Linked DNA regions of Mus musculus: all the other regions are linked to region 1. A link is a loop called in an ENCODE intact Hi-C map of the cell type or tissue named here. Cell type or tissue: heart. All regions are shown on one strand.

Evidence for each region. Hi-C counts contacts between places; a loop is a spot of excess contacts. Peaks named below come from ENCODE experiments on the same cell type or tissue, not always from the same donor. Only the 100,000 strongest peaks of a DNase experiment are listed, where the experiment ranks them.
Region 2: a loop joins it to region 1, with 2.1 times the contacts of the local background. A loop is called at or near these places in 2 of 42 quality-filtered maps.
Region 3: it touches region 1 in a loop (3-fold over the local background); 2 of 42 quality-filtered maps call a loop at or near these places.
Region 4: a loop joins it to region 1, with 2.2 times the contacts of the local background. A loop is called at or near these places in 6 of 42 quality-filtered maps.

What each region holds. Positions count from the first base shown.
Region 1 is chr10:7,678,703-7,686,702 of GRCm38, forward strand. It overlaps Nup43 (nucleoporin 43), which reads left to right. Exons shown (of 8, transcript NM_145706.2): 8 at 1-184. The coding sequence ends at 95. Lats1 (large tumor suppressor) reads left to right here and starts at 2,507. Exons shown (of 8, transcript NM_010690.1): 1 at 2,507-2,748. It also overlaps a transcript of Pcmt1 not described here. In heart, a CTCF peak has its summit at 3,231; DNase peaks (open chromatin) are centred at 2,469 and 2,859; H3K4me3 peaks cover 3,178 bases; H3K27ac peaks cover 2,132 bases.
Region 2 is chr10:7,953,224-7,961,223 of GRCm38, forward strand. Tab2 (TGF-beta activated kinase 1/MAP3K7 binding protein 2) reads right to left here and starts at 2,900. Exons shown (of 7, transcript NM_138667.3): 1 at 2,578-2,900. In heart, no CTCF peak of the experiment used is centred here; DNase peaks (open chromatin) are centred at 2,218 and 3,068; H3K4me3 peaks cover 4,254 bases; H3K27ac peaks cover 3,743 bases.
Region 3 is chr10:7,788,379-7,796,378 of GRCm38, forward strand. It overlaps Ppil4 (peptidylprolyl isomerase (cyclophilin)-like 4), which reads left to right and starts at 4,516. Exons shown (of 13, transcript NM_026141.3): 1 at 4,516-4,642; 2 at 7,266-7,333; 3 at 7,419-7,483. The coding sequence starts at 4,573. In heart, no CTCF peak of the experiment used is centred here; a DNase peak (open chromatin) is centred at 4,493; H3K4me3 peaks cover 2,148 bases; H3K27ac peaks cover 1,536 bases.
Region 4 is chr10:7,776,207-7,784,206 of GRCm38, forward strand. It overlaps Ginm1 (glycoprotein integral membrane 1), which reads right to left and starts at 4,711. Exons shown (of 8, transcript NM_001346750.1): 1 at 4,555-4,711; 2 at 3,097-3,156; 3 at 1,568-1,664. The coding sequence starts at 4,668. In heart, no CTCF peak of the experiment used is centred here; a DNase peak (open chromatin) is centred at 4,645; H3K4me3 peaks cover 1,804 bases; H3K27ac peaks cover 1,227 bases.

The DNA of each region.
Region 1 (8,000 bases):
CTCTGTCTGTAAACAGTTTGGATGTTTTAGGTCCCTGTCTTGTTTGTGGAACTGATGCAGAAGCCATTTATGTTACCAGACAACTATTTTCATGAAAGTGAAAAAACCTAGTTATCAAAATTTTATCACCAGAAAGTGGCATTTGTAAGGAAACAATAAACTGTTTGTTAATGTCAGTGCCCAATGTTGGCTTGCTGCTTGCTTCCTCCCCCAACACTTATTAGAATCTGATCAATGACTGATGACAAAAAATCTTGAGAGCATCAGAGGGTCCCAGTGCTGTTTAATACATGCCTTCATTTAACTTAACACTTCTACAAAATAAACAGTGTAGAATCCAAGTAGAATTTTGTGAATTAAAACCAACCATATAGCCAGGGGCTAGAGATAGCTCAGTGGTTATTAAGAGCACTTGCTATTTAGCTGGGCCTTGGTAGACCTTAATTTAATCAGCACTTGGAAGGCAGAGGTAGGTAGGTAGGTGGATCTGTGAATTCAAGGCCAGCCTCTGGTCTATGGAGCAAAGTCCCAATGCAGCAAGAGCTACACAGAGAAACCCTTTCTGGAAAAACAAAAACAACACAAAAGAAAAGCACCCGCTAGTCTTGCAGAAGACCCAGGTTCAGTCCCCAGCATCCACATGGTGACTCAGCCATCTGTACCTCTAGTTCCTGGGGATCTGACATCCTCCTTTGCCCTTCGGAGGCACCAGGCACCCGTGGCACACACATTCAAACACAAAACTAGCCAACAGGAAACAGGTATATGGTAGGATGCTGTGCACACAGGGCGATATGAGGTTCAGCTATTTCAAAGATGGCAAATGTTGGCTTTGCCTCTTGAAAACTACCTAGATCATATGCCAAGATTCCCCAGCTTTTCAATGCATCCTTCAATGCATTTATTTCCAAAAACAAATGTTTTCACATCAATGCTTGTGAACAATATACATTCTAGATAGTTTTCTAACATCTAAAAAAGAATGACCTAATATAAAAAGTGTCCCAAAGGTAATTCTGATTTTTAAAAGTTGGAAGTATTACACAATAACTGCATCTCATCATTGCAAAGTTGGTAATGCTGGTGCTCTCCCAGACTTAGCTCCAGGTTGGAGGCCTGAGTTTAGGCCCTGGCCTGGCCTGGCCTCCGCTCCTCTGCTTCTTTCCCAAGGGTCTTTTCACTGCACCCTGGCTTGTGCGGTGACTTAGCCCTCTCAAGAAGCAGCTCCAGCTCTCTGTGCTTAAAATATTTTTAATGGTTCAAATTAGCAGACATAGTCCATTGAATTACACGTCTTAAAATTGTACCTACCTACCAAAGCACAAGGTAGGGACCTTGATTTGTAGGACGATCCCAACAGCATAGTGGGGCTGAAGCCACATTAGGGATTTTTACTATGACGACAGAGCTAAAGCAGTGGCAGCGACTACATTAAAATATTCCCTTGTCATCTAAATTTGACCATCTGAGGTTTTCATAGTTGAACTTTTGGATACAGTACCTCAGAAAAAAGCAGAACTGGGCTTCATGGAGCAGGCTTGTTATCTCAGCTACCTTTAAGACTGAGGCTGAAGGATCACAAGTTCAAAGCCAGTCCGGATAACAGTGAGGCCCAGTCTCAATGAAAACTATAAAATGTTCTGAGGATATAGCTCAGTGGTAGAGCACTGGCATAGCATGGTTCAATTCCTGGTTACACTGGGATGTCAACGTTTTTACTTTTTTGGTCTAACACAAAATAGAGTATCTGAAAAAAAAAATAATTGCATGTATTACCTACCAGCAAAACTGGGGACTGTGTTCATATTTACAGGTGATAGACAGCCCAGTGTTGGTTGGCACCATTTAGATTCTCAGCACTAGGAAAGGTGGAGTGGGGTAGGAGAATGGGAGTTTTGGCACACACGCTGCGGCCTAGAGATCCTCTACGTGGACCTAATCCCCCGCAAAAGAGAACAATGCATTAAAAGACCAAAGTCAGTGATGCATCCCGAACAGCAGATTCAATTTCAAGAGAAACAGAACTTCTGACAGCGGCCCCGTTACTCGTTATGGCTACAATGACCTCTCCTGCAGATCCGCTGGACCGAACTCTGCAAATCCACAGGTCCAGTTTCAAGAACACTCCATCTGGCTAGTTCCAAAACCACATTCGCTCCCAGCTCTGGAAGACTCGAGTTTTATTCAAGCTCTAGACATCTTGCCTCGTGACGTCCGCGGTCTCGGAGCGCCGTTCACCGCCCTTTCCTGGTGCGACCCACGCTCGCCGCGACGCGCCCGCGTCTCCGTGCGGAGCCAGAACGTGGTGGTACAGACTCCACTCTCTGGGCCACACTCACCCCGGCTCGGGGAAGCGGGCGAGCGAGTCTCGGTCGGGAGGCCACAAACGGAGCGCTAGCTCCGGGGCCCAGCGGGGCGGCCTGAAGCCCCCAGTCCTCGGCCCCCGCGCAAGCGACGCCGGGAAATGCCCACATCCGGGAAACCCGCGGCGGACGGCGGCGGCGGCGACACGGAGTGGAAGGCAAAATGGCGGCGGCAGCGATGGCCTGGTGCTGAGGGGAGAGCCAGGTCCTCGCGACCCCGCGTCGGGCCGCGCTGGCCGGCCGCAGCCCCCCGGCGTGTGTCCCCGCCCTGCCCCATCCCGAACCCGGAGCGACGCTAGGGGCCCTGGGGGACGGGCTCCGGGCCGCCGCGGCGCCGGCCCTCGGGCCCGCAGCGGCTGTCCAGAAGCCTCACCGTCCCCTGCAGGTAGGTCCGGAGCCGGCGCCGCGGGTGGGGCTCGCGCTCCTCGGGAGTCCCTGTCGGCGGGGCGGTGGCCGGCCGGGCCCACGCCCATCCCCGCTGGCGGGGGTCCAGGGGCCGCGGTGGCCAGGCGGGCTGAGCCGGCCGGGTCTGGGCCTGACTGGGGCTGATTGCGCTGACCGGAGCCGAGCCCTGCCCTGGGGAAGCGGAGGTTGGCCGCACCCGGCGCCGCAGGGAGAGCCCGGGGGCACTGAGGCCTCCGAGGTGCGAGCTGGCCTGGGAAGAGCGGGCGGGGGCTCGGGACGACAGCCACCCCTCCCCGCTTTAGAGGGGAGAGGAGCGAAAGGTGGTTTTTTTCACGCAAGGTTGCACCAAACCGGCCTCACTTCTTTGGCCTCGCAGCGGGCCTCCCGTCGGGGTCCACCTTTGAAGCAGTCCTGGGAACCTCTCCAGCTCGCTGCAATTTGTTAGCTCACCGCTTAGTGGCAGGGGGTGGGAGAGACGTGTCACTTGTTCGGGTGCTTTTTAAGTACTGGAAAACGAAGGAAAGACAGTAAGGGAAGATTGTTTATTGTACCTGGGGAAAAAAGTCGAAGCGAAGGAAAGAATAACTCTCCGATGACTTATCCCAATTCTCCCACTAATGCAGTTGGAAAATCACTTTTCTAAGGGAACGAGGTTAAAATATTTGTCTCCATTTGTAAATATGACTTTTTAAAATATGTGTATTCACTAGAAGTTACAAGTCAGATGAGCAGTAAGTACAGTCTCACACAATATGGTATCACTCAAGGTTTGGAAATTAGCCCAAATGCCTGGCATGAAGGTTGTCAGAAGTTTATGGATTATTTATTGAAGGTTATTATACTTTTCTTAAGACAGGGTCTCACAATGTATTCCTTAGCCTGGGACTCAATATGTAGACCATGCTGACCTGGAACTCAAAAAGATCTGCCCGCCTCTGGGGTTGGGCTGTGAGCCACCATGCCCCGCTAATGTTAAGGTTTTTAGTCCTTTAAAATCAAATTTTCTCCATGAGGTATGACTCTCTTCTAAGATATCTTTAGTTTTTATTACCTTAACTAAAGTTTTCTCTTACCTAGTGAGTAGTCAGGTAGGTAATATGGTTGAGGTGATTCTCCAAGGCAGGCAGGCAGGCAGACAGGCAGGCAGGCGAGGAATCTGTGTTTCTCTTATAGGCTGTTATTGCAATAAACTAGATAGTGGCACAGGCTGGAAAAGGCGCTCTCTTTCTGTGCCTGATTATTGATTATGACTTGAGACTCTTCACAGAAGTCTTTTTTTTCTCCTAAACTGTGTGTATGATATTTGGCTTTATTTTCATCATTTAAGTTTCTGTTTTTCATGCTAGTCTTTGTTCTATATACATATAATCTTGAGAGGTTCCTACTGTGATTATTAATTTCATTTAGATGTGATATTTACATGACTTTTGTATATCACAAAAGTTTAGTGATACATACTATCAAGTAGAAATGACAATTATTCAGTATCAATATAAAAATGTAAGTGATAGTTTCCATTTGTTCTTCTCATACTGAGCACTGTATGTGGGTAGGGCCTTATAGATGGGTGGTAAGGAAGCCCTCTACCCACCCTTTTTTCTTTGAGACAGATCTCACTAAGTTGCCATTTCACTCAGCAGTTTTCACTTTGTTACTTGTTCTTGAGACAGGGTCTTTGTGGCCCAGGCTGGCCTAGGATTTCCTTTGTACCTGAGGGTGACCATTAATTTACTCTCCTGAGATTACAATCACGTACCACCAATCACGTACCATCCAGCCCTTGGCTGTGTGCAGCCCAGCAGTGCTCTGCAAACCAACCTACGCCCCCAGCCCCAGTTTTCACTTTGGCTCCTTCCTCCTTATGTATTTTCTGGGTCTTACCTACATGTATGTTGTGCACCATGTGTGTGCCTAGTGCCACTGAAGTCAGAAGAGGAGTTGGAGCCTCTGTAACTCGGGTTACAGAGAATTATGATCTGCTGATATGGGTGTTGGGATTTAAGGTCCTCCGGAAGATCATCTAGTGCTCTTAACCACTGAGAGCCATCTCTTAGCCCCTTGATCAGTTAATTCCTGTAAAGTAATTGGGAGAAAATGTCAGTGGACAGATGTGTCACTGTTGCCCTCTTAGTACTTAAGACTGCTACTAGGGAGCAATACATTCTATCTGTTTTTTTTAAAAAAAAAGGTTTATTTATTTATTATATATAAGTACACTGTCTTCAGACACAGCAGAAGAGGGCATCAGATCTCATTACAGAGGGGTATGAGCCACCATGTGGTTGCTGGGATTTGAACTCAGGACCTCTGAAAGAACAGTCAGTGCTCTTAACCACTGAGCCATCTCTTCAGCCCAATACATTCTATCTTTATTCACCAAGTATTTTAGCAGGTTGTCTTTATAAACTTAATCCAGCCCAAAGTACAACTTTGTTCTTGTTTGTTTCTGAGACTGGTTCTTCCTGCAATAGCCCAACTAGTCCTGTAACTCACTGTACATTAGGCTGTCCTTGAACTCACAGGCATCCTCCTGCCTCAACCTGTGGAGTTTTGGGATTAAAGGAGTATTGTAAAGCTCTGAAATCTTACTGTGTAGTTGTACCAGTTTGGTTTTGTTGTTGTCGTTGTTGTTGTTCTTTTTGTTTCTGTTTAATACATTTTTTGAAGAAGGTTCATTCTTTTTTTTTTTTTTCATTCTTTTTTTAAGTGGAAGCTTTATTTCAATCTAAAGCATTTTAACTGTCCTGTCAAGGTTGAGTGTAATCTAGCAAGGTTAAAACATTGGTGTGATGAAAATGCCCTGTGCTAGGTTAGAGTATGTGGAATCCATTCTAGCAGTACGTCTAGCTGGCTACAAGGCATTTTAATTCTAGATCTATTTCTTTGCTCATTAAAAGAAACACTCAAGACACCAAATCCTCTGAATGTGTGAGCTAGGAAAAATAGGAATATAACAAAAGCAGACATTCTGCTCTAGTCGTGTAAACTGTCTTGTGTTCGGGTAATAAGCAGCTCCTGAAGAGATTCTCTGTTAGGGAGGTATTTAAATGAAGCCTTGAACGTTGAGTATAAGTTGTACAAAAATATGGCATAGGCTCTCTCAGGAACGCGAAGAGTAAGTCATTAAAGTAGAAAATCATGAAGCATGAGAGCCGATCATCTGGCTTGGTTAGGATGTGAAGTACAAGTGCAGAGATATAAGTATAGACCTGAGATACAAAGGTAAGGGGAAGGCTGCCAGTTTTCAGGACTCCTCCGTGCTGAAGGGAGCCTGTCTGGTGCTTGTTGAAAACTTAGGATTGAACTTATTTGATGTTCATAACAACCTTGAGATAGATCCAGTGTTTGCACATATTTGAAGATGAAAAACAGGCACAGAAGCTAAGTAGTTTGCCCAGAGTCACACAGCTAGTCAGTTGAAAAGTTGAGAGTCATACTGGAGGCGGAAACAGGCAGATCTCTTCTGCATAGGAAACTCTAGGCCAGCCAGGGCTACACAGAGACCCTGGAGTTGGGGAGGGGGTGGTGTCAGGGTTAGGGTTAGGGTGGAAAGGCTAAACTTTCTTCCTGGGAGAGTGCTGTTGAAAGAGCCCATGAAGGAAGGAGTCATTTATAGTTATGGAATAGGAAAATAACATGATTGAATTGTTCATTATCAATTCTATTCTGGCACCATTGTTCCTTGAGCTAATGCAGTTGGGCTATTTTGCCTGGAGTTCTTTTTAAGATTCTCTTTGCCTGTCATATCATAGTAATAAAGATTAGTGAGACTTGATATTACCTGCATTAGCTATACTTTGTTGGAGGGGTTGTAAACTAGTATACTTTCCTAGAAGATAAGCTTACATTTCCAGAATTTTATTAATTATTTTTTTTGTGGTTTTGTACATCAAATCTGTGGTTCTGAGCATGCTAGACAATTACTCTACTATTGAGGTATATTGTCAGTCCAGTGCCCTGATTTTAAATGTGTTTCCTTTCATAAACATATATATGTAGGGTTGTTTGTTTTTGCAGTGCTGGGTCTAGAACCCAGGACTTTTCATATACTAAGCATTTTTCCACTGAACTACACCTACAGCCATTAGTTCTTTGACTCAGCAATTCTGCTTCTCAGAATTTACCTTAAGGAATACTCAGCACCGTGTGCACAAAAATGTTTATTGCATGATTGGTGGAGGTGATTTCTTTTGTTTGAGGCATGATCTTGCCATGTAACTCAGGCTGGCCTAGAACTCATGTTCCTATTTCCTTCAGCTTTCTAGTTCTGGGGTTGCAGACCTGGTCCCTCTGTGTCTGTCTGGCTTGTAGTATATTTTTATTAGCTGGCTTTGATACATTCAAGGACCATGTTGTATGTATGTAAACTATAAAGCATAATTAATGACCATCCATTGACTTCACCCATTCTGAGAACTAGAATAGTCCTGTAATTGAGGTTACCAGTCTTACATAGCATGAACTTACTCTGTAGCTAAGGATGTCCTTGGACTTTTATTACAGGTGTGCACTATTCTACTTGCTTTATATGATGCTAGGGATTTAAATCCAGGGCTAGATGCTTGCTAGACTAGCACTTTACCAACTATTACTTCATTTTATTTTTTAAGGCAGGGTCTCATTTCATCTGGCCCTACTTATCCTAGTAGCCAAAGTTAACCTTGAATTTCTGATCCTGTTGTCTCTGTCTCCCAGGTGCTAGGTACTAGGATTTCAGAACAAAGTACCATCACATCCAGTTTAATCTAGTGCTGGAGAGAGAACCTAGGCCTTTTCTAGGCCAGCATTGTACTAGCTGATATCACCACCCCATTTGTTTTATTTTGAGACAGGTTCTCGGTAGTTCAGATTGGACTAGATCTCAGGAGAGATTGTAAACACAAGTTATATGAGGGCATCACCTGGCATAGTAGTGGAGCTTTTGTTTGCTTATTTTGCATGTATTTGTGTGCTCTTGCTACAGGCAAATGTGGAGATTAGAGGACAACTTGTGGGAGCTGGTTCTACCACAGCGTTTCTAGGGGTTGAACTCAGCTCTTTAGACTTGGTGGCGAGCACCGTTTCTGTGGAGACATCATGCTTGGCCCTTGGCGTACTGTATGACAGCAAACTTTGGTTTTAATAAGTGTCACATCCTTGCACAGCTTGGGTCCAGGAACCCCACTAAAGGGTGATGAGGGGCCAGTGAGGGAATTAGAAAGGATGTGCACCGAGTCACAGAAAAACTGACAT
Region 2 (8,000 bases), 270 kb after region 1:
CTCTATTATCGCATAATCCTGATTTAAAGAGTTCTTATTAAAAGAAAGACAACATAAGTCAATCAAAACAAAAAGCATTACTTCTGTTCTCTGAGGCATGTGATATAATGAAATGTAAACGTTACTCTATGATTTATAATCTACATTATAAATATTTCCAGGAACTTTTAAAAATATAGGAAGGCAAAACTTCTTTTCTAAAGTATCCTGATATTCATAAAAATAAGCATTTAGTGTGTGTGTGTGTGTGTGTGTGTGTGTGTGTGTAACTTCAGGGTTAGAAAACCCATCCTACTGGAGCTTTACTACCGCATGCCTCATAAACAAGCAATCTCTGCTATACTTTATGCTTAGTTCTCAAAATGAAGGTGGCTCACTGAACCAGTTCTTTGGGAATTTTCCTTACATAAAAGAGGAATAAAACTTTTATTTCTGTCAAGGCACAAAGCCAATCATGTTAAGACCTTTGCCAGAGCATAAAACACTCAGTAGGGACATAATTGGGAGTCTGGGCAGTGCGCACCTAACTATGCAGAATTTGCCTCACTTAAATAGGTGTGGTAACTACACATCTTACCACAGCCTTGGCTAAAGGTAAGCACCTCTTTCCACAGCTGACTTAAAGTCTGCTCCCTGAGAAGCATTGTCATTTGCACCGTTGATCATTTCATCTACTTATGAATTATACAAACACAGGTTCTATTATGAGAGGTCACAGAGAACATTTTGAATAGTGGTATTTCCCAGTGTCCTTTGGAAACCATTCTAACTCAGAAAAAGCTATCTGATGAAACAAAAAGAAAGTTGAAGCAATGGCATATATTCAGTGGCTAACATAATAATTGCCATATTCAACTTTCAGTTTGATTCTTTAAGCCTGAAAACATAAAGCACTCTCTATTACACACTGGTGTAGGGGCAAGCAGAGGTTCTGAATCACTGGAATTTTTGTTCTATTTCCTGCTAATACACAGATAGTACCACCATTCAACATATTCATTCCACACACGTGTTAAAAGCTGCAGAAGCCTTCGTGGACTATCTGGATACTAACCCAACTCATGAATCTGACATTTTTTCCTAAGGATTGGAATTAAAGTAGCTAGCTAAAGCATATAGTAAAAGAAAAGGCAACTGTTCATTTATTAGAAATATGTATGGTTTCAAAAAGGTTTCAAGTTGTACAGTTTTAAAAGTAATCATGGATTCACCTTTACTAAGACATTAAGGATGCTTCTGAAAAGGCATCAAAACTCTTGCTGTACCAAGTGTGGTAAACAGTGATAACTAAAAGCCAAAACCAAAACCAAAACCAAAACAAACAAAAAAACCAAAAAAAAAAAAAAAAAACCAAAACAAAAAACAAACAACCCTCTTTTGTACCCAGTGAAATTCCTAGCAAAATTTGAAGCTGCTTCATGAGCAACATCTCCTTTGAGTAAGCTAGGACACAAAGCCATTCCTTTTATAAAATGGCAATCAACCTAACCCTACGATTTGGCACTTTACTAACTTACCCAGCACTGACAAAATGGATGCAAAGCTAGAGTGTCTGGCTGCTGCCTCGAATACTGCATTTGTGTCCAAGAACTTTCCAATGACTAGAAGCCCATTTACCAACAGCCTGCAATGCTTTTGGGAACCCGAACTTCACGGAGACTCGAATAAAAGCTCCAGGAGGCTGCAAGTCTCCACCACTCTCCTGAAAACCCCTCTTATCAGAAACATTTGAAGAATTCCTCCATAACAATTAAGCTGACTTGAATGGAAACTTAGCATCTCAAATATACTATATATGGAATGAAACTTGGCCAAACACGTAAATACAAACTCACACGCTCCCTGACACTTTCGGCCTACAATTATGAGCCAAGGATTCTACAGCATCAGCAACAGACAGATCCACCTGTCACCTGTCAGCAACACCCAGGGACCCTTGTTAAGTCTTCCTCTTCCAACCACTATCTCGGGGCAAGAAAATCAGAGTAGTCCTGTGGACTCTAAGGGGGCCCCAACCTCTTCACAGCGGGGCGTGCTGCCCATTTGGAAGAAGGCTGCAGACAAGCAAAATCGGAAAGCAAAGCGAGAGAGGTGCTTCCTCTTTACCCTGCACTTAACTTCCCCGGCTCTCCCTTAACTCGCGGGCCCCGAAGTCATCGTTATCCAGACCTGGGTTCCCCCAAAGGCGTCTGGTTCCCTCCCTCCCACTTCCAGATCACAGGCCTGGGGGCGGACCGGGGGCCAAGGCACCCCCACCCCCGGCTCTCTCCGGCGCTGGGCTCCGGGGCAGGCCCGGTCCCCCTCCCCCGACGCCCCGGAGCCCAGGCCAGGCCCCAGGCTCCCCGCCCCCACCCTCCCCGCAGGACTTGGGGGGCCTCCCTGCGCCTCGCCACCGCGGGCAGGACCCGGGCGGAGCGGCGGACGAAGGCGAGGAAGGCGCGGACGCCCCGCTAGGGCTTCGCGCGCCAGGCAGAGCCGGTCCCCGAGCCGCTGCAGGCGCGGGGAGCCGGGCTGGGGGTGGGGGGGGTGGGGGGTGGGGAGGGATCCCGCCGAGGCCCCGCAGCGCCGTCCGCTTACCCTTCGCCGCCGCCGCGGCTTCCCCCTCCTCCTCGTCCGCCGCCGCCGCCTCTCCCACTTGGGCAGCCGTCTCCCCCGTCGTCACCGCGGCCGCCGCCAGCGCCGATTCCACCCGGCAGGGGGGACACCTCAGCCCTCCCTCCCTCCCCGCTCGGCCCCCTCCGCCCGGCCGCCGCCAACTCCCTCCGGCCGCCGCCGCCGCTCGCGGCTGAGGGGGAGGGGAGGGGGTCGGCCTGGGGCGCCCCGCCGCCGGCGCCTGCCGCGGATCAAAGCGATGGCCGGGGCGGCGTCGCCGCGGCCCGCTGCTCGGCTCCGGCTCGCACGGCCGCCCTGCCTCCCTCCGCCCCCACCCCCCTGCCGCTCGCCTGCCCTCCCCCCACCCCCCCAGCTCTCGCTCGCTCGCCCGCTCGCGCCGCGGCTCCGCCAGCCCAGTCCGCATCAAAATACGGCCACACAATATGGCGGCGCGGCGGCCGGCAAACACCGCGAGATCTGAGGCGGCGGCCGTGACGAGGCCTCCCTCCGCCGGGTGGCGGGGATGCTCTGTCCACGCCCCACCTCCGCCAGCCGCCGTCCCCACTCCCGGCTCGCCGTGGCCGGAGGGGACGCGTCCCGGCGCGGGCTGAGGAGGAGCACGCGGGTCCCTCACGCTCGGACGGGGAGGGAGGGAGGGAGAGAGAGAGGAGCCGAGCGGTGCGCGCGCCGCCGAGGGCCTCGCGGCTCCGGAAGCGGGTGGCGGGCTGTGCGAGCAGGGCGAGCCGTGCGAGCCGGCGGCCCAGCTCGGGGAGACGGGCGGGACCCTGCAGGCCCTGACGGGCCGCGGGGCAGGTGGGCCTGAGGCGGAGGCGAGCGCCGGGCCTGCGGGGCTGCGGGGCCGCGAGCCGGACACACCCCCTTGGAGCCGGGCCGCGCCCAGGCCGCGAGCTACCGGGTGACCCGGGAGGGACGGCGGGTCGGATGGAGACCGGGCGGTGCGGGACGCGTCCTGGAAGCCGCGGGACCCGAGCGGAGTTTGGCTCGGCCGCTGGACTTTCCTTGATCAGCAGTGGGGGCCCGCAGAGAGAACGATCTAAAGAATCAAGCGAGTCGTTGCGATTGTAACTGCACGTTCCTAGAAGACCTAGAAGCAGAGCCAAAGACACTTTAGCTTCGAGGGGAGACGCGGGGGAGGGGACACTTCTGGTTTCTATCTTCTTAAAGATGTGCTTCGTTTTCCCTCGGGGTGGGGTGGGGTTGGGTGGTGGTGGTCAACGTTCAGATGTTTCTCACAATGTAAAATATTTTAAAATCTTGGCGGTTTCATATGGCAAAAAAAAAAAAGGCTTTTTTTTTCTTCTTCTTGACCCTGTCCAAAGTGTGCATATCGCTGCCAGTTTCTTCCTTGAAGAAATTCATACTACCGAAAAAAATCCGGAAGGACTATTTTTATTATTCTGTTATCAGTATAAGCTCCATAGGTGCTTATTGCTTATTGTTTTTAAAGCCCCTTTTTTAAACACTTAAAACCCTTTCACTTCCTTTTTACACTCAGTTTTACAAAGTACCTGAAATATTGGGGTTTAGCTCTACTTAAAAACTTTTAGCCCGCCAGAAGTCAGAGTGCTAATGATTTACAACATTGGAACTTTTAAATTTTTCTCTCGGTTGACATTAAGAAAGTAAAAGTATATACTTTGAAAAAGTGTTTTTTCTGTGTTCGAAGTAAAAGTAAATTATAATTCACATAGTAGATGCTGTTTTCATTAATTCACAGTAACAGACGCCATTGAGCCCTAATACTACAGTTCTCTGAGGAATTATTTCCATAGTCAGTGTAATGATTTTAGATAAATTGAAGAAATTATTAAATAAACAGTACTTCTCTTAAACTGAGGCACAATTCGAACATATACTGCTGAAATAATAGAAGTGGATTAAGAAAAAAATAGTTCCTGTTCAAAATTTGTTTTCTGAAATGTACGTGTACACATTTTAATAGAAATATATTTTCCATATAAACAAATGTAATGGGTTTGAGAAAAGGAAGAGAAGATATAATCGTACATCATTGCCCAAATTTGAAGAGCTTGGATCTCTAATGAAGAGAAAGCCCCAGATAGCTATGTAGAGGAAAACTCTATGAAAGAACTAATGCCTTTAAAAACAAACAAACAAAAAACAAAACAGAACAAACCCCTTCTGGGATCTTGTAAGAATCAAAGATCGCAGATTAAAGGATGCTAAAGAGCATGACATCCTAATGCGACATGAGACCCCAAGGCGGATCCCTTGCTGGGAAAGAAAAGGTTACAAAGTAGTTTGTATTGGGATAACTGGGTAAAGTTAGGTAAAGTTAGGACTACAGAGACAATGTAAGTATTATGTTATCTTTAACCTTCTGAAATTTGTTCTTCATTACAATATTCTTAAACACACTGAAGGGTTAAAGAGGTAAAAGAACACAATGTATAAAACTTTACCCATGTGGCTCAGAAAAAAAAATATGTATATTCTATATGCTTTTTCTGTGTGGATGTATACTTCCTATCTGCCATACACATACAGAGAGTGGTGATAAGTTTTAAATATTGGTAATTAGAAGCATTTTAAAAGTCATATTTGATGAATCTAGGGCATTTGTAGTGTCTCAAAATGTTTTGAAAGTTTGGTTATGAGCTTGGCCTTTATCGGGTAACATCTGCCCGGTTCTCAAAATCACTTAAGCCTAAAAGATCTTGCAATTTCTGATAAGTTTGACACTATTTCAAAACAAATACTTTTAGAAAGCCAACCTGGGCTAGAGATGCATTGTAGTGCTAGAACACACACCTGTGAGAGGCCCTGGGCTTCCGCCTCAGCACAGCAGTAGCAGCAAAATAGAGGAGGCCTTTCAACTCCTAGGGGCTTCCTTGGCTCAGCAAGGGGAGGCATTTAATGCGCTCCAGATAGATGGTCCCTCCTCTTATTTTCTCCCTACAAACAAACTGGAGGTTTGGCTTATCTGGGTATGTTTTCTAACATTTTCAGTCTATTTGATTTGGAACATAAATAACTAGGAATGTCTTTATATAGTTGATAATTATGATTTCTGTTTATAGAATTGGTGGATAGTCCCCTCTAGCCACAAGACTAATGAAAATAAGGGCAGACTGTGTCTTCCAAGTATTCTTTGTAGTAGCTACAGGAAACTGGATAAAATTCAATTCGCCATTCAGAACATTTTAATGTGGTTTTGTGCTTTCTGATTGAGCAAGCACCTGTGATTATTTAAATCAACTTAAAATTCATACCCACAGTTGCACTGCCCACATTTCAAGTGCTCAGTAAACCATGCATTCCATCTTCACAGAAAATGCTGTTCCACAGAACTGGTAGCGGAAGAGATTACACTTTATAAATAGCATCTGCACAAGGTAGACGGTGATAGTCACCATAGAAGCATAGGAGAGGAGATAGTACTGTGCAGGGCGTGAACACAGGAGAAGCAGGGCAAGCTTCAAGAGGAAGACTGCACGTGGCAGGTGGAGGTGAAGCCAGAGGGTTCCAGGCAGTGACAGCTTGAACAGTGTAGGAGAGAAGTGAGAGAAACACTTACTTTGGTGTATCTATAGCATACAAGATATAAAGGAAGGCAGAGCTGCGTAAAACCACAAATGCTGAGCCTAGCCTGTTCTTGAGGCAATGAGAGCAACGTGAGTTTATACTAGAGAAAGAACATGATTAAATAAATGGGTCTTTAAGATGGATGCCCTTATAGCTGTCATGACACCTCACCTGGTTTTTGCTGGACTAACCTGAAGACTGATCTCTAGATCCACATAATAAAACTGAGGCAATATGGCATGTATCTCTAATCCAAGCATTGAGGAGGCAGAGATAGACTGATCCCGGGGGCTTTGTTGGTAAGCTATTCAGGACATTGGATTAGGGGTGAAGCCACAGATTATATAGCAGTGCAGTAGTCCAAATGAGAGACACTGAGCGGTTGCTATGGTGCGATCTGTTATTAAGATAGTTTTTAATGGCATTTAACAAATCTTGATTTAGAAGATGGCATAAGTAATGAACCATGGTGGTGCACACCTGGAATCCTAGCACTTGTGAGGTGCAGACTGGCCAGGCGTTCAGCAGTATCCTCAGTTAGAGGACAGTCTAACCTAAAACACCTTATTAAATAATATAAAAACCTATACCTCACAGATTTGGGGGCTTCAAGACAGGGTAGACCTCAGTCTGAAAGACTTTAAAGTGTAATAATGCAGTCAACATCTGGGTTCTTTTCATTTCTGCTCTGCTGTTTTGGGCTTTCGAATCTTCCTCAGGCTAATAAGATGGTCCTAGTAGTGGCAGGCATCTGGAATGTTGACATCTAGAAGAGGAGGAGGAGGAGGAAGAGCAGGAGGAAGAAGGGAAGGAAAAGAGAGGAGGACATGTTTTCCAAAACAGCTTTCCCTTTTCTTCCTGTGATGGTCAATCTTGATTGTCAGCTTGATGTGACTTAGAATCGCCTAAAAGACACATCTCTGGGAATCTCTATGGGGGTGTTTTCAGAGGGGTTTAACTGGTGGAAAGACCTGCCTTAATGTGGGTGACCACCTCCTGGACTGGGCTTTCAGACAACCAAAATGAGACAGTCACCTGCTGGTATTATCCACAGAGATCTTGGGTGGGGGAGCAGTGTCTGGCCCGGGGAAGGGTTCAAGTGAACGGGAGAGGGGAGTCGATTAAAGCTGTCTTCTCTGGCTGCTGCTACTTCAAGACACTGCTATGACAGACCAGATAGGCCTGGCAGCCTCTAGCAGGGAAAACTTTGGGAGAGAGCCCTCTTTCCCAGGAAGTGTTACTGCTCTTATGTGACAGATGCTCTCAGATGACAGAGTAATTCTCACACACCTTTATTCCTTCTGGATAGGATCTTATATACATTTTGGGGTGGGTTTGGGTCTGACAGCAGATGGTTTCTATTGGCTTGGTCTGAGATGTTAGGGATGCCTTATCTGCATGTGGAGGGAGGGGCTTGGGGTGTTGGCCTTAGCTGACTGATTGTCATGATCCTCTCCATGGGGGGCTATGGTCATGTATCAGGCGCCTGATCAGAAGCAGGTGAAGCTCCTACTGTCCTCTGGTATGAGGTTCCAGGGCTTCCAACCCACTCAACCTTACCAAGTTTCCTGGCCCCACAGTGACCTGAGCTCCGGCCTTCATCTAACTCTGCTTCCTAAGTGGATGCACTGTGACCAGCCACACCTTTCTTAGAAAAGTGGATTGTACACTCTGGCTTGAACCAGAAACTTCCTCCTCTTCCTTTAAATGACTTGTGTCAAATATTTTGTTATGACAATAAGTAACAAATATAGCTCACTTCTCCCAACTAGTTCCCTTCCCTTCCCCTGGGTCATATTTGAACCACAGACTAGTCTCTGGTTCTCACAGTGAAACAGGTT
Region 3 (8,000 bases), 110 kb after region 1:
GAGATGTGCTGAGATTAAAGGTGTGGACCACTATCACCTGGCTTTTGTTTTTAAACACAAATCTGCAAGCCTTTCTCTTTCTGATGGGCAAACTGAGACCACAGATATTCAGAAAAGGGGTGTATTAATCCCTGCTACTTTGTTGTCTTTTTGAACTGCTGTTTCCTTAATCCTCATTGGTTTATCTACTGTTGTAACATCTTTTACTTTTCTCTCCTGTATCCTCTTCATGTGTATATCATTACCCACAGGTTCAAGAGTTCCTCTCCCAGTATCCTCTGTAGGGCCAGCTGGCTTTGTGCTCATAAATTCCATTAGCCTGTTTTTGTTTTGTTTGTTCGATCATGGAATGTTTCTGTCTCTTGATCAATTATAAGATAGTTTTCTGGGGTATAGTAGTCTGGGTTGGCAGCCACAGTCTCCCAGAACTTGAAATACATTCTGTACCTTTGGGAGTTTTTAATGTTTCTGTTGATAACTAAGCTATTATTCTACAAAGCTTCCTTTTATACATGTCTCAGTAGTTTTCTCTCCTGCAGCTCTGATACGCTTCCTTTGTTTTGTATATTTGGTGTTTTAACCATAATATGATGAGAACTTCTTTCCTGATCCTATTTCTTGAGTGTGGGTATGTCTCTTTCCTTACATTTGGGACACTTTTTGCTATAATTATTTCCAGACTTTCTCTTTATTAAATCCCATTTCACATATTGAGTCTCTTTCCTCACTTAGCTGTATATTTATTCTCTTGCAGTTCATTTCGATTATGCATGCCCATGCTGTCTTTGAACACATATACCATCACTCTGTGAATTCTTTGAATTTCTTCTAAACTAGTCCCACTGAGTGTCAACACCCTGGGACTGGTATTTTTGAGAGAAGCCATACTGCCTTTTTCATTTTACTTGTGTTTTTTTCAGACTTGTGGGTCTCTGGTAAATGTCATGGCTGGCAGAGAGACAGTCTGTATGCAGCAAGAAGGAAAGCCAGCTCAACATGACTTACTTAGTTGGTGTTGGTTCATACTTCTATAGTCTCATACCAAGCAGTTTGTTTTAGATATATTTAAATATGTTACAATTTGAGAAAAAAATGTTTTCTGATAACAGTTGTCTCAATTCTGAGCTTACGGTGTAATTTCATTGAAATTCTTTTGCAAAGTACATGTGACCTCTACCATGAAGATGGGTTCTATAGCTTGAGTACCTAGGATCTGGCTTGGTCTCAGTCCTACAGATGTTTAGAGGGCACTAAGCTATAAGGTACATGTGACATCTCTTCTAAGGAGGGTTCTGTTGCCTGAGAAAGATAAAGGTCTAGCGAAGGAGAATATGGGATAAATATAATAGTGTGGTGTGGCCCTATAAACAGCACAGATCACCATGCTATTAACAACATCCACTTCCAGCCTTCTAGGTGGAAAACAGGTATACACATTCTAAGTGTTGCAGTTCAGAAAGGAAAGTCATTCTCTGTAGAAGTACTTCAGGTCTGCCCAGAAAGGTATTCTGGCAATTAGGAGCCAAGGAATACCATAAAGTCACACTGCATAACAAACCTCACACACGACATTTATTGGCAGGGAAAACCCCGGGGGTGGGGGGTGGAGGTTGTTGCTGCTTGGGTGGCTGCTGCAGCAGCTAATTGTGCAGAAGGTAGGGCTTATATAGAATTTCTTAGGGGCGGAGCTTTCCAGGGTAAGGATTAGTGGGATTTCAAGTCTTGACCTTGGATGGGCTTAGGGATTGGTGGGCTGTTTTTCCATGTAGGGTGGGGTTTGGTTACTCTCCCACCTTGGGGCTGGGAATGAATGCTAAAGCTGGCAGTAAACATGGTTGACTCTCATCTGGATTCCCTTGCATTCCTTTCCTAAGTCCTAGAATCCTGTTTACAGCTTGAGCATCCCTCAGCAATGGGAATCTTCCTTAGGATGATCACATTACCAGTGGTATCCTAGTTAGCAGGCAGTGTTTCACAGATGGATTGCCAGGTCTTGTCACACCTCTGCCAATTCCTTCAGGACACTGGTTGCAAATGTTGGTCCTGCCTCTGTGTAGTTGTTCCCACTGTCTTGTATTCTGCAAAGAGTCTGTATGTAAGTTCCTATGTATACTTTAGTTCCTACCAGGTTTTCAGTTCACTGAAGGCTATGCAGATCTGATTCAAATGTTTGCTTTTGAGGCAGGGCCTATGCATCCTTGGTTTGCTTTTACTCGCTACACAGTGACTATGATCTTCAACGATTATCCCGCTTCTACAACTTGAGTGCTCGGATTACAGACATGTAGTTTATACAGTACAAGAAACATTATCCTGGGTTGTATCCATGCTAGGCAGGCATTGTATAATCTGATGTACATCTCCAGTCACTTCCTGACAAAGTCCTTAGTGTACTATCTCTGAGAAACTTTAATTTTTTCTTTTTTTTATGTGTATGGGTGTTTCACCTACATGTGTGCCTGTGCACTACAAGCATGCAGTACCCTTAGAGGCTAGAGGAGGATGTGTGATCCCTTGGGAGTGGAGTTACAGATGGTTGTAAGCAGCCATGGCCATGCTAGGTGCTGAACTGGGTCCTTTGGAAGAGCAGCCAGTGCTACTATCCACAAATGCTTCTCTCCACAATCCCCCCAAATCTGTAAAAACTGTGTGAGCATGCATGGATATGGTGTGCATGTGGCGGTCAGAGGGTAGCATTTGGCGCTGGTTCTGTGGTAACATGTGGGTTCCTGGTCCACACTTAGGCTGTAGGCCTTGAGGTGGAAGTGGTTTTAGTCACTGAGCCATTTTCTCAGCCTGAGTTCAAATGCAGTCTTCTTCTCACAACATGATCACTCCTGTCCGACCTCCTTGGCTTGGCTGGTATATTTGCCCTCATTGAAGGGTATCTCTCCTGAAAAGCTCTGCTGTTCCAAGAGTCTACTATGATTTTAGAAAACGTTAAGGACATTAACATCTCAGTACTGTCAATCAAAGTAAAGAACATGGACACAGGCTTTCATTTTTCTTTTAAATACCTATGGAGTTGAAATTTTTATTTTGTTGTTTATTTATTTATTTATTTATTTATCAAAACCAGATCTAAACTCTGGTACCAGAGTTTGAAACAAGGGACTGACACATGCAAGGCAAATGCTGTACTGCTATTGAATTTCTTTGAGGACAAATCTTGTTTTCTTCCAATTCAAACCAGAAAGGCTTAGTCATCCATCCAAACTATACCAATGCAAGAGATAAATAATAGTGAGAGGCAGAGAAGAGAGATGTATTCACAATGGCTTCATTGCTTACCAATGAAGCCATTCATTGATTGAACAAATCAGTCCAGTGACTTATCAACTCCTGCACAGCTATATCATCTCCATGTGTTCTAGCCCATATCCAATGATTTTCTAAACTAGAAGACGGTAACAGGTGCAGGGTTTTTGATTACACCCTTCTAAATGGGACCAGACTATAAATAAATTCATGTTTCTTTACCATCTTCTGTTTCCTAAATTCCTTGGAATATACGGAATAACACATGCGTGGTGAACACTTCTAGCCATGAAATTGCTTCAAATACTATTTTTCTTAAAAAAAAAAATGTTTACTTTTAAAAAGTCCTTTCTCCTCATCTTCCTGGATATGCCTATGATCTGTCATATCTCTGATTTTCACAAGTACACATTAAAATGACATAAAAGGGAATAATCTGCTTGATTAGAAAAGAGTATACCGGGCTGGAGAGATGGCTAACTGGTTAAGAGCACTGACTGCTCTTCTGAAGGTCCTGAGTTCAAACCCCAGCAACCACATGGTGGCTCACAACCGTCCGTAATGAGATCTGACTCCCTCTTCTGGAGTGTCTGAAGACAGCTACAGTATGCTTACATATAATAAATAAATAAATCTTAAAAAATATTTTAAAAAAGTAAAGAGTGTACTAAAACATGGAAATATGTTATCAGCATAAAAAAACCGGTAGTTTTTATTACATATCTCCAATGTAAGACTGAAGCCTTTGTATTCTAATTTGTTGCACAAAACCTCTGTGCTGTTAAGCCATGTCCAGTCCTGATCTACACACACTAGTATGATCAAAATCTACAACAACAAGAAAAACCCCAAACCAAAGCTTGTTAGTCACCTTTTCTTACAGCTTTCACCGAGCAACTGATGCCTCGGGCTTGGCGATTTTGATGGAGAGACTATGGAAACCCCAGGGCAACCTCTTCCAAAGGCAAGGGGAGGATGTGCCGCCGGCTTGGAGGTTTCTCAGCTCTCGGATGCCTCCGCTATTCCTACGGAATGGCCCTCTTGAGATACAGGTCTTTATATGGGTCACCAAGGGCGGAAGAGAGTCCTCAAACAGCCTCCACAGCCAGAAGACAGCGGGCACCAGATAACAGCTGCCGGGCCGAACGAGCCGGCCATTAGGCCGCGGGAAATCGCGCCTCCGAGGTGGGCGACGGCGCCCGCGGCTGACGCCAGAAGCCGTCGCACACGTCGTGACGTAAGACGTAGGCGCGCGCTGGTTGCGCATGCGCCTGTCATTGCCGGGGTGTTTGTTCCTGCGGAGGAGCCGGCGCCATGGCGGTTCTCTTGGAGACCACTCTGGGCGACGTGGTCATCGACTTGTACACTGAAGAGCGTCCCCGGGGTGAGACTGGAGGCCTTCGCGACCTGGCGGGGCCGTGAGCCCGCTGCCAAAGTTCCCTTTTCTTCGCTGTTTCTGGCTCGAGCTCAGTTTCATAGCAGGCCTTGGTTTTGTGTGTGTGTGTGTGTGGTGTGTAGAACTGTGGCTTGTGGGTCTGGGTGAGGTGTAGCTTTCGTGGCTATGCTTTCTTTACTCGTGAAAGGTAAAGAAAGGGTTAAATACGGTTTGACTTGACATCATTTGTCATGATGAAAGCAGGTAGGAAGTTGGCTGGTCTGCAAGGCGCCAGGGATCAGCTAGAGTTCAGGCGTCTGAATGTCCATTGAGGGAGGACGAAGCGAGCTCCAGTTTTAACTTCGAGTCCTAACAGATGGATGTGCACTTTGCTATGCAAAACAGAGAGGTGGGAAGAAGCCACATAAGAAACCTAGCCTTTTCGAAGATGAGTGTTAGATAAGGTGTACTTAGCAGTTTCTTTGGAGTTTTTCTGGTAATAGAAAGAAATCTGGCATTCTGGAACGAATTGGTATGTGAAATGAAATAGATGCCACTGACTTCCAGTCAGGCCAAATACTGGTAGGCCAGGTCCTTAGTAAGTCCTCTTTGCCATGTTGTTGGTTTGAACACTTCAGGAGCAGGATTATAGCATGGCACACTTGCCTTGGAGAGACACTAGGCTGCTGTGTGGAGAATGTATCCTTTGGGAGAATCGGGAAACTGGGAGAGATTAGCTACAATCATTGTCCTTCTCCCGTGGAATGCAGAGATTACCACAGAATGAAAGAAGGTGTGCTGCAGCACTGCACACAGGGAGTGCCTCCTGCCTGCACACCTTCTCCCATGCTCAACTGTTCCTCCCCTCCCTCACAAACCCTACACTTTCTGTTGCAGCCTTCTATATTCTTACTGTTGCCAATGCCCACACTCCTCTCCACTCCCTATCCTTCTGAGAACTTCATTTCCTGACTATATATATGTATATATATCCATGAATATATATGTGTATATATGTATGTATGTGTGTATGTATATATATATATATGTATGTGTATGTGTGTGTGTATGTGTGTATATATATATATATATATATATATATATGAAGAGCTCAACTAAAGCATGAGCTCTTCAGTGTAACACTTAGGTCAGCTACAGTTAGTCTGTTTCTTCTGTTTTGTCTGCAATGGTTTTATAAATCACAGCAGCACTCATGTTATTAGAACATGTACTTACTGTCCTGGAACTATGTGCATGATTGTCTCCTCCCAGTGATGTGCTTCAAGGAGAGCAGAAACTGTGCCTTAATATCTCCATTATCTTAAGAATCCTGGTACAAGCTGGGCAGTGGTAACACATGCCTTTAATCCTGACACTCAGGAGGCAGAAATAGGTAGGTGGGTCTCTGAGTTTAAAGGGTGAGTTCCAGGACAGCCAGGGCTACAAAGAGAGACCATGTCTTGAAGAAGAAGAAAAAGAAAAAAGCCTTGTACAGCATCTGCCCTGGTTTTCCTGGAATTCACTCTGTAGGCCAGGCAAATTCACAGAGGTCTGCATAGAAAAACCCTGTCTCAAGAAACCAAATGTGTGTGTGTAATAGTTATGTATATATAACTACTTAAATAATATAGATGGTATTATTAGAAATGCCTAGTGTCATTATTTCATGTTTAGTTGTGAGGACCTTTGTTGTATTTTTTTTCTCTCTATTTTTGAGGCTGCCTTATTGTATATCTCACATGTTTTTTGTTTTTTATTTTTTTAATTAGGTATTTTCCTCATTTACATTTCAAATGCTATCCCAAAAGTCCCCCATACTCTTCCCCCCAACTCCCCTACCCATCCACTCCCACTTCTTGGCTCTGGTGTTCCCTTTACTGAGGCATATAAAGTTTGCAAAACCAAGGGGCCTCTCTTCCCAATGATGGCCGACTGGGACATCTTCTGCTACATATGCAGATAGAGACACGAGCTCTGGGGTTACTGGTTAGTTCATATTGTTGTTCCTCACACTAGTTTTAAATTCATGGTTCTGATTCTTCTCAGGCATATGCCATCATACCTGGCTATGACACTAGTTCCATCAATAAAAATTTACCAAGGGCAAGGAGCCTCATGTATTTAACTTTCTGTGTGGGTTCTTAGTGCTTTAAGAACTTGTTGGCATGTATCTATGAGTCCTTCACGGGCATGAGCTATAATTTAGCGATGTTTCTGATGGCAGTGCCAAACACCTAGAAAGCTGTACTAGTTACTCTTCTATCGGGGTGACAAAACACTGTGACCAGAAAGGGACTCATGGAAGCAGTTATTTTGGATTATGGTTCCAGAGGGACAGTTCATAATGGTGGGGCAGGCACAGCAGTTTTTGGCTGAATTAGGCAGCTGTGAGATCACATCTTTAGCACAGCACACCAAACAGGGAAAGTGAACCAGAAGTAGGGTGAACCTGTCCCTAGTGATGAATTTCCTTTGGCAAGGCTCCCATCCTAAAATGTCCAGCTCACAGAACCTTTGTTTTTCTTTTAATAAAAATGCAAAGTTAGATTAAATTGTACTAATTATGCTGTCACTAATTTGTCTAAAACTGATTTTTTGCTTTCCTGTAATTTAGTTTTTACTTTCTTTTCAGCTTGCTTGAATTTTTTGAAGCTGTGCAAAATAAAATATTACAACTATTGCCTCATACACAATGTACAGGTGAGTTGGTAGGTCTCAGTCATGCTCTTAGTTATTGGAAACATGTAGTAAACCATGAATTAACAAAGAATTTTGTATATTCTAGAGGGATTTTATCATACAAACAGGAGATCCCACGGGGACTGGCCGCGGAGGAGAGTCTATATTTGGGTAAGCTCCTATGTGTGTATTTTAGTTAGCGTTTCTATGCTATAATGAAACACTATGATCAAAAGAAACCAGGAAAGGAGAGTGTATTAGTCAGGGTTCTCTAGAGTCACAGAACTTATGAATAGTCTCTAGATAGTAAAGGAATTTATTGATGACTTACAGTCGGCAGCCCAATTCCCAACAATTTTTCAGTCGCAGCTGTGAATGGAAGTCCAAGGATCTAGCAGTTACTCAGTCTCACGCAGCAAGCAGGCGAAGGAGCAAGAGCTAGAGCTAGACTCCCTTCTTTCAATGTCCTTATATTGTCTCCAGCAGAAGGTGTAGCCCAGATTAAAGGTGTGTTCCTTAAACTCGGAGATTCAATCTTCTGGAATCCATAGCCACTATGGCTCAAGATCTTCAAACCAAGATCCAGATAAGGATCTCCAAGCCTCCAGATAAGGGTCACTGGTGAGCCTTCCAATTCCGGATTGTAGTTCATTCCAAATATTGTCAAGTTGACAACCAGGAATAGCCA
Region 4 (8,000 bases), 98 kb after region 1:
AGACAAACCTTTAAAACACTTGTAAAGAGGTACACACTGATCAATTTGCTACAACATGAACATTTAGTTGTTGTCTCCCAAATATGAGGACTACTTGTCAAAAAGAATACAAATACACGTTCCTAAATGCACACCTCGGGGCTTAAGCTCATTGTGAGCCGTTAAAGGGCTGTTCCTTTGATCTAGAACACTGGATACCAATTCATTAGCTACTTAGTATTGTCAGTCACCTCACTCAGCTTTTCCTCAGGCTCTAGCCATAGCATGCTCACAGTAATTTGGGGCATGTGGCCATGATGTGATTGTGATTAGTGCCCTCTGGGCTCCAGCGCTGTCAGCCCTGAGTTCTCAGGCTCCTCAGCATCCCCTCTTTTATTGTCTGTGTGGCTGTGTTGCGCTTACTGTGCTGCTGAGGATGGAGCCCGGCAGTTCACTTGTCAGGCAAATATCTACCACGGAGCTCTGTCTTCAGCACCTCTCTGAGCTGGGGCAGGAGGCGGGCATCTTCCCTCACTAAGTTATCCAGACCCAGTGATTCTCCTACCTAGGCCAAGCCAGGAGCTGGGACTATGGAAACACAAATCTGCATGTCACTGGCTTAATAAATCAAGTGTTTTTGTCCTATTTACTTACTAGTGTCCCTCCCAGCCTGGTCAGCATGTCTAAGCCCACAGCCTGGGGCACAAGAGAAATACAACAAAGAGGTGCTCTCATACCCCTGCCACAGAATAAATTCACAACAGCAAAATCCACCGATGTTGACTTCCTCCTCACTGCAGTCATCAGCTTTGAAAGAATTTTCTCAGTGATGCTTGCTTCCAGGCATGAACGAATAACCCTGCTTAACTCCCCACCTCAGTGCCAGACAGGCCCAGTCATGACTTCTCAGGAGGCACAGAGCAGGAGTCACATCTCCCATGTCCTTTATGTTACTCAAATAAAATTATACAGCCCAACATAACACTATTCGATTCTTTAAATAACCAAAACCCTTGAGGTTTAAAGAGAAAAGCAGGGGCTTTTTAAAAGAGCACCTGCTGCTCTCGCAGAGGACCTGGGATCAGTCCTCAGAACCCACACAGTGGCTCACAACTGCCAACCACTCCCGTTCCAGAGGATCCAACATCCTCTCTGGCCTTCTTGGGTACCAAGTACACATATGGCACAGCTATGCATGCAGACCAAACACCATACACATAAAAAGAAATGAGTCTAAAAAGAAGAGCATTTTGTTGACAGATGAGTAAGAACAATAAAGGAGGAGCCGCACATACAATTAGTATCTATCTTCTACAACCAGGATGAATGAGAACTAGGGTTCTCCAGCTGGCTAGCCCACACCTATGCTAATCTACCACTTCTATGCTAGTTACACTTCTAACCTACCAGTAACTAAAGGCCAGTCCCAAGAAGGAATAAGTACACAGCATCTCAATAATCAACGAGTTTTAATGCCTTAGCTACTACTATAGAAACAATGTATCACTTTAAGGTCCCACTTCACATCAGAACTAATTTAATATTATTAAAGACACAGTAATGTTGGAAACAATTCAATAGTACTCACCTATCAAAGTCTGACAGCTTATTCGGGTTACACCACTATTTACAGGTAAGTCATTTACATATACCTGTCCACGCTCATAGGTTATGTTAAGAACAACCTTGAAATAAAGCAGCATATACATTAATTTCAATGGTTTATAAATGACCACAAACTCTTCATATCAAAAATACATCATCTAACTATGTGTGTAGCAGGTGTTATAGTTTGGCTCTGCCCCTCAAAGACCCATGTGTTGGAAGCTTGGTCTCTCTCCAAGTGGTGATGTTTGGGGGAAGGGAGCCCTCTAAGATACAAAGCTTAGTGGTAGATGTCTAATCCCTAGGACAATGTCTTCAAAGGCACTGTGGGATCCCAGTCTCTCTTATCTGGTATCTGGCAAAATAAATTTGTCCTCCTGTTAGCTCCTATCACTCTGGTACCATTTGCCATAAGACCAAAGACAACCAACACCAGCACTATGTCCTTGAGCCTCCATAACTAAGCTAAAAGCAAAACATCAAAAGCCCTTTTGGTTTTATTTAGGGCTTTTGTTTTGTTTGATTTGGTTTTTTTAATAAGTTATATATTTTTATTTTATTTGTATAGATGCTTTGCCTGCATGCGTGTCTGTGCACCGTGTGTGTAGTGCCTAAGAGGAAAACAGGGTGCTGCTTCCCTGGAAGTGAAGATACATGTTGAAGGCTAGGCTGATCTAAGGCTTTCCCTGAGGCCCTGATGTATAGCAAAAACATTCTTCTAAACTGTCTCTAACCCTTGAGCCTGCTTGGCAGAGTCAGTATGGCCTGGAGCCAGGACCTTGGGACAGCTACAGATTCTGATCTTTGAGAACCCAACACTTCCCACCCTAAGGGGCTACGTTGTGTGTCCCAACCCCATCCTCTGACACCCTTGAGATATCCAGTACCCTCCCCCCTTGTGTAGAACTGCTTGAATCACTTCCTGCTGACTTATTCCCACAGTATAGCAGACTTTTACTGACTCAGTACCATTTTTCCCATAAAACTACACACTAGACACTGTATATCTATCGTAAGCTTGCTTGACATAAGACATAGCTTATGCAAGCCCCCTGATCCCTACTTTTCTATCTTCTTTATCTTCTCATCCCCTCAGCAGCCTGTCACTGGAGAATGACCTGCTGGTCTAGGTCAGCTATAGATGGTTATAAACTGCCATTTGGGGACGTTGGGAATCCAACCTGGATCTTCTACAAGAGCAGTCACTGCTCTTAACCACTGAGCCATCCTTCCCGTCCTTGGTTTTGGGTTTCTTAAGACAGTCTCGCTACTTAAGAAGCACAGGCTGACTTTAATTTGAGGTAAGCCCTTTCTGCCTCAGCCTCCAAAGTGCTGGGATTACAGGAATGAAGTGCTACGCCTAGCCTCATATAGCCTGGCATAGATTTCATGTATTTATATGTAGTAGCCTGCCTTGGGCATTGCAATGTAATAACAGAAAATGGACTAATACAATCAGTAAAACTTTCTGGCTAAATATTATAGTAAAAATATAATCAAAAGAAGACAAACCTGTTCTTCAGACTCTTCCCCACTCTTGCTCAGGGTAGTTACATTGATTTGGATGCCATTCTACAAAACAAAGGTATAGGTTGGACAGATACTCACTTTACATATTGAAAATAAACTGACTGTGCGGGCAAGTTCAAATATTTCTTGGATTCAGAAGAGATGATGAAGAATCTCCAAAATTCTAAAAGAGAGGAAATAAGTCCATATCTCTATAACTTTACAATCACCCAGTATTTATTTGGTTTCCGGGTGCTTGTCCGCACAGTTGCTATTTTACCCAGAAGAAATTGCGGCTCAACTACAATTTCATATACAAGTGTGCTTGAGAGTTGCAAGGTTGTTGCTACTGCTTTGTGATTTCTGTATTCAAAAGAAGAGTTCTAGCATAATTCTAAAACATTATAAGCAGAATAAAGAGCTGGAGATGGCTCAAGAGTTATAAAAGCACTTGTTGCAAAACAGGACCATGGGAAACACTGAATCCACAAGGTTATCCTGTGACCTCCATTGGTGTAAGTTCCCGATCCAACACCACATATACACAACAAGTAAAGTTTTAAACATAAAAAGTGACATTTATCATGACAGTCACTTCTGTCTTTAGTGTGTTCCTACCACATAAGTTTCTTGTCATTTGGGGAAAACTCGAATTTTATAATCTCTAAACTTTCTCCTACTATACTGAAGAAGGCCAATGTGGCAACAAGAGTAAATCATGGGCTGGCATTTTGCAATGGCAGGGTTCTCACAGTAAGCCAGGAATCTGAAAGACTTGTGACCTTAGAGCGGTTGAATCTCGTTCCCCTGGGATGTTGAAGAAACTCATCTCCGACCCATCACGCAGGAAAGGACTGCTCCTCCCACCCACCCCACCCCCACGACCACACACACACACACACACACACACACACACACACACACACAAACACACATCCAATAAAAAGCCCATCCGGGAAGCGATAGACCTTCAGCCTCCCTCAGTCGCTAGCCCGAGTGGCCCCGAGACCAAGAAAGGCACTCCCTCCTGGTCGCGGCCGAGCAGACACAGGTGGCCTGGAAAATTGCTAATTGGGCAACACAAACATCTTCAGGGCCCAGGACCGGGCGCTAACCCAGGAAGGAGCCATTACAAACGACCGAAGTCACTAGCGATCACGCATTTTCGACAGCAAAACCTGGCAGGATCCGAACCGATTCGAGAGGCGCTAGGAAACTCAAGTTCGATGGCCGCAGTCTTGACCACACTTTCAAGGACGCCTGCACGCCTTCCTTGCGTTCCCTTTCGGGGGACCCACCCCACCCGGCATCCGGGAAAGCCCCCCCTTTCTCTCCCGGCGGCCAGACCCGGTCCAGCCCCGCACTCTCGGCTGTCCACCTGCGGGAGGGGGCAGCGTCACCCCGCCCGGGCTCCCGGAGGTCCAGGCAGAGGAGCGGCTTGTTGCGGACGCCCAGCCCTACCTGCGGGGCTGTGGACGGCGGCCTGGGCGCGTTGGTGGTCAGCCATCCCGCGGCTGGCAGCGCTATGAACAGCAACAACCGGACGGACAGCGGCGCCGACAGGCCGCCCTCCATCTTGGACAACACCGGCCCGGCGCGGCGGGAGGTGAGGGCGTGGCGGTCCGGGGCGGGGCGGGGCCTAGGGGAGGGGAGGGGCTGGGGGGCGGGACCGACCCCTCCCAAATGGGGCGGGTCGACCGAGCTGCTGGGGCTGCGCAGGCCTTTGACGTCTATGGGCGGAGCCAACTTTGTGAGCGTCCTCCGGGAGTTTGAGATGAGAAAGGGGTTTTCTCCAAACAAGTGCAATTCTTTACGAAGCCTTTACTTTTGGAGTGTGATTTTGTTTTCTCTTTCGAAACAGGATCTCGAAACAGTAGCCTAGGCTAGCTTTGAACTACTTACTGATCCTGCTGGAATTACAGAAGTGTGCCACCCTCTCACCTCAACCTTGATGGTACTTTTTCATTAGTATCAATATGTCGATATACTTACAAAAAAATGAAACAACTAGTGTCTTATAAAATGTCAGGAATGATAAATAAAAATTTAGCACTTGGAGAGGTACCCGCTTTTTCACTGGCTCTCACTATGCAGCTCCAGAACCCTCTATCTACACCAAGCTGACATTCAACTTGTGACAATTCTCCTGCCTCTGCCTCCTGAGTGTTGAGATTACAGGCAAACACCACCATTCCTACTGACTCATAAATTGCCACCTCTGGCTACAGGTGAGACTTTTGTTTGTTTGTTTTGTTTTTGTTTTTCGAGACAGGGTTTCTCTGTATAGCCCTGGCTGTCCTGGAACTCACTTTGTAGAGCAGGCTGGCCTCGAACTCAGAAATCCACCTGCCTCTGCCTCCCACGTGCTGGGATTAAAGGCGTGCGCCACCACTGCCCGGCCAGGTGAGACTTTAAAAAGTTTATGAAGTACTGGGCCTCCGTACAGCCCCAAGTATCTGATTCGATTAGATTGCACTAGAGCTGGGAAAGTGATAATTTGTCATGGGTCAGGGCTGAGGACCTGGCCCTTACCTTAAATGTCCCACTGTACTTTTGGCGTCGAGAGAAAATGCCACCAAATGAAGCCCGGTTCACATGTCTCCACATTCTGCTCCATTACTTTCCTAACCTATGAAATGAAGGTGTAGACCTTTCTTTAACCTGTTAATTTTTAAAATTTTATGTAAATGAGTTGTAAACCACCATGTGGGTGCTGAGAATCAAACCCCAGTCCTTTGTAAGAGCAATAAGGGGCCTTAACCGCTGAGCCGCCTTTCCAAACCCTTTTTCTAACCCTTTAGCTTGTATTTATTGTGGAGCAAGGTGTCATGTGGACGTGAGAGGACAACATCCGGGGGCCAGTTCTCCGCTTCTGCCATGTGGCTTACGGGGATCCAACTCAGGTCGTGAGGCCAGCTGGAAAACAATTCTGTCCTAATCGCACTGAACTTCAGGGAGGGGCTGGAGCATATTGGCTGGGGAAGAGTAGGAGACCGGACCCCAGCCAGGAGGTTACTGAGAAGCCCTCAGCCGTGGTGATTTCCCACCATTGCCCTGGGGTCCCCACACTTCTGTTACTAACCCCTCACATGAGTAAGCCCAATAAACCCAAGGACTTCCTGGGCGAATGCTGGTGGGATTATATTTTGGTTTGTCATAGACCTTAGAAGTAGGGGTAGATGCTCACAGCTCCCCCGGGGAAGGAGTTTTCTTAATACAGGATTGCATACCGATTGACACGTAGTTGTATGTATGGCCTGTTAGGTAGAATAAGAAATTTATTTAGGGGGCTGGTCAGATGGCTCAGTGGTTAAGAGCACCAACTGCTCTTCCAAAGGTCCTGAGTTCAAATCCCAACAACCACATGGTGGCTCACAACCATCTGTACAGTTACAGTGTGCTCATATACATAAAATAAATCTTTTTTTTTAAAGAAATGTATTTAGTTTTTCTTTGAAATAAAACCTTTGCCATAGAAAGGATTTTTTTTTTCAGCTTTTGAAGCCATTTTCTCCTACTACCTCTGCCATATGCCTTACTTCTAGGGTACAGTAAACTGCTAGGTAGCTCTCAGATATTAGTAGGTCATTAAGGATGGATCCCCCCTCCTTCATAATCAGCAGATGGTAAATCCAGGAAATGAAATTGCTGAACTGTGACTACTAAATGCATGAGCTCTGCTGGAGACACTGTAGCAGTCTAGAATATTACTGTTTAGCTGGGGGTTTTCTGGTAAAGCACAGCCACATCACTGTCCCCATCCTTAGCAATGAATCCACCTCTCCCTTGGTACAGTGCTTCAGAGCCCTGGGTTCATTCCCAGCATTGACTGTGGGCCCATCAAGATGGTTCGGCTGATAAAGGCTCTTGCTGCCAAGCCTGAAAACCTGACTTTAGCCCTTGGAAGCCCACATGATGGAAGGAGAGAACCAACTCTTTGCAAGTTATCCTCTGATGTCCACATACCCACTGTGGTACAAGTGTGTACACACCTCACACACACACATGTAAATAAATAAAAGCAAAACCCAAAACCTGGGTGTGATAAGGAATATAATTCCCATCAGCTCAAGGTCATTGTTGGTTACATGAAACCTTGTCTCAAAAAAGAAAAGAAAAAAAAAAAACTTGAGTTAACCAAAATGGGCCTATCAATTACCTGTACAGGAAAACCATCCCTCAGGAAAGCTATCTCTGGTCTTTATCCACCCTCACCCTTTGAGAGTGTTTCCTTTGCAGTGGTTCTTTGTCCACTTGTCAACCTTGAGAGTGCCCCACTTTACCTTGCAATATCTGTACACGACATTTGTGTGTCTTGGAATTCTTTTTGACAGAGGTAACATGGGCAAAGAGGAGACTAGGATGAGATTCGCCATAACAAACCTAAGAAGGACTCGTTAAATGTTCACAGTGTTTCTCTGTGTAGCCCTGGCTGTTCTAGAATTCACTCTACAGACCAGGTTGGCTTTGAACTCACAGACATCCACATGCCTCTGTCTCCCAAGTGCTGGAATCAAAGGTGTGTACCACCACAGCCCAGAAAATGTTCACTTTTTAGCTAAGTTCTCAACCACTATGAGGTACTGTACATCAGTACTAACTTATTGGTGGATTCTATAATGAAGGCCTACTTACTTCTCTGGTCATCTAAAACTACTGGCTATTACACTCTGTGATAAACTTCTGGAATTAAAAATGAGTCTAGAGAACTAGAGAGATGGCTCAGCAGTTAAGAGTGCTTGTTGCTCTTCTAACAACTGATTGGAATTCAGTTCCGAGGGCCCAATGTAGGTGGCTCACAACCACCTGTAGTTTTAGTTCCAAAGGTTGTAAGGCCTTCTGACTAACACATGCAAACACACACACACACACACACACACACACACACACACACACACACACAAATA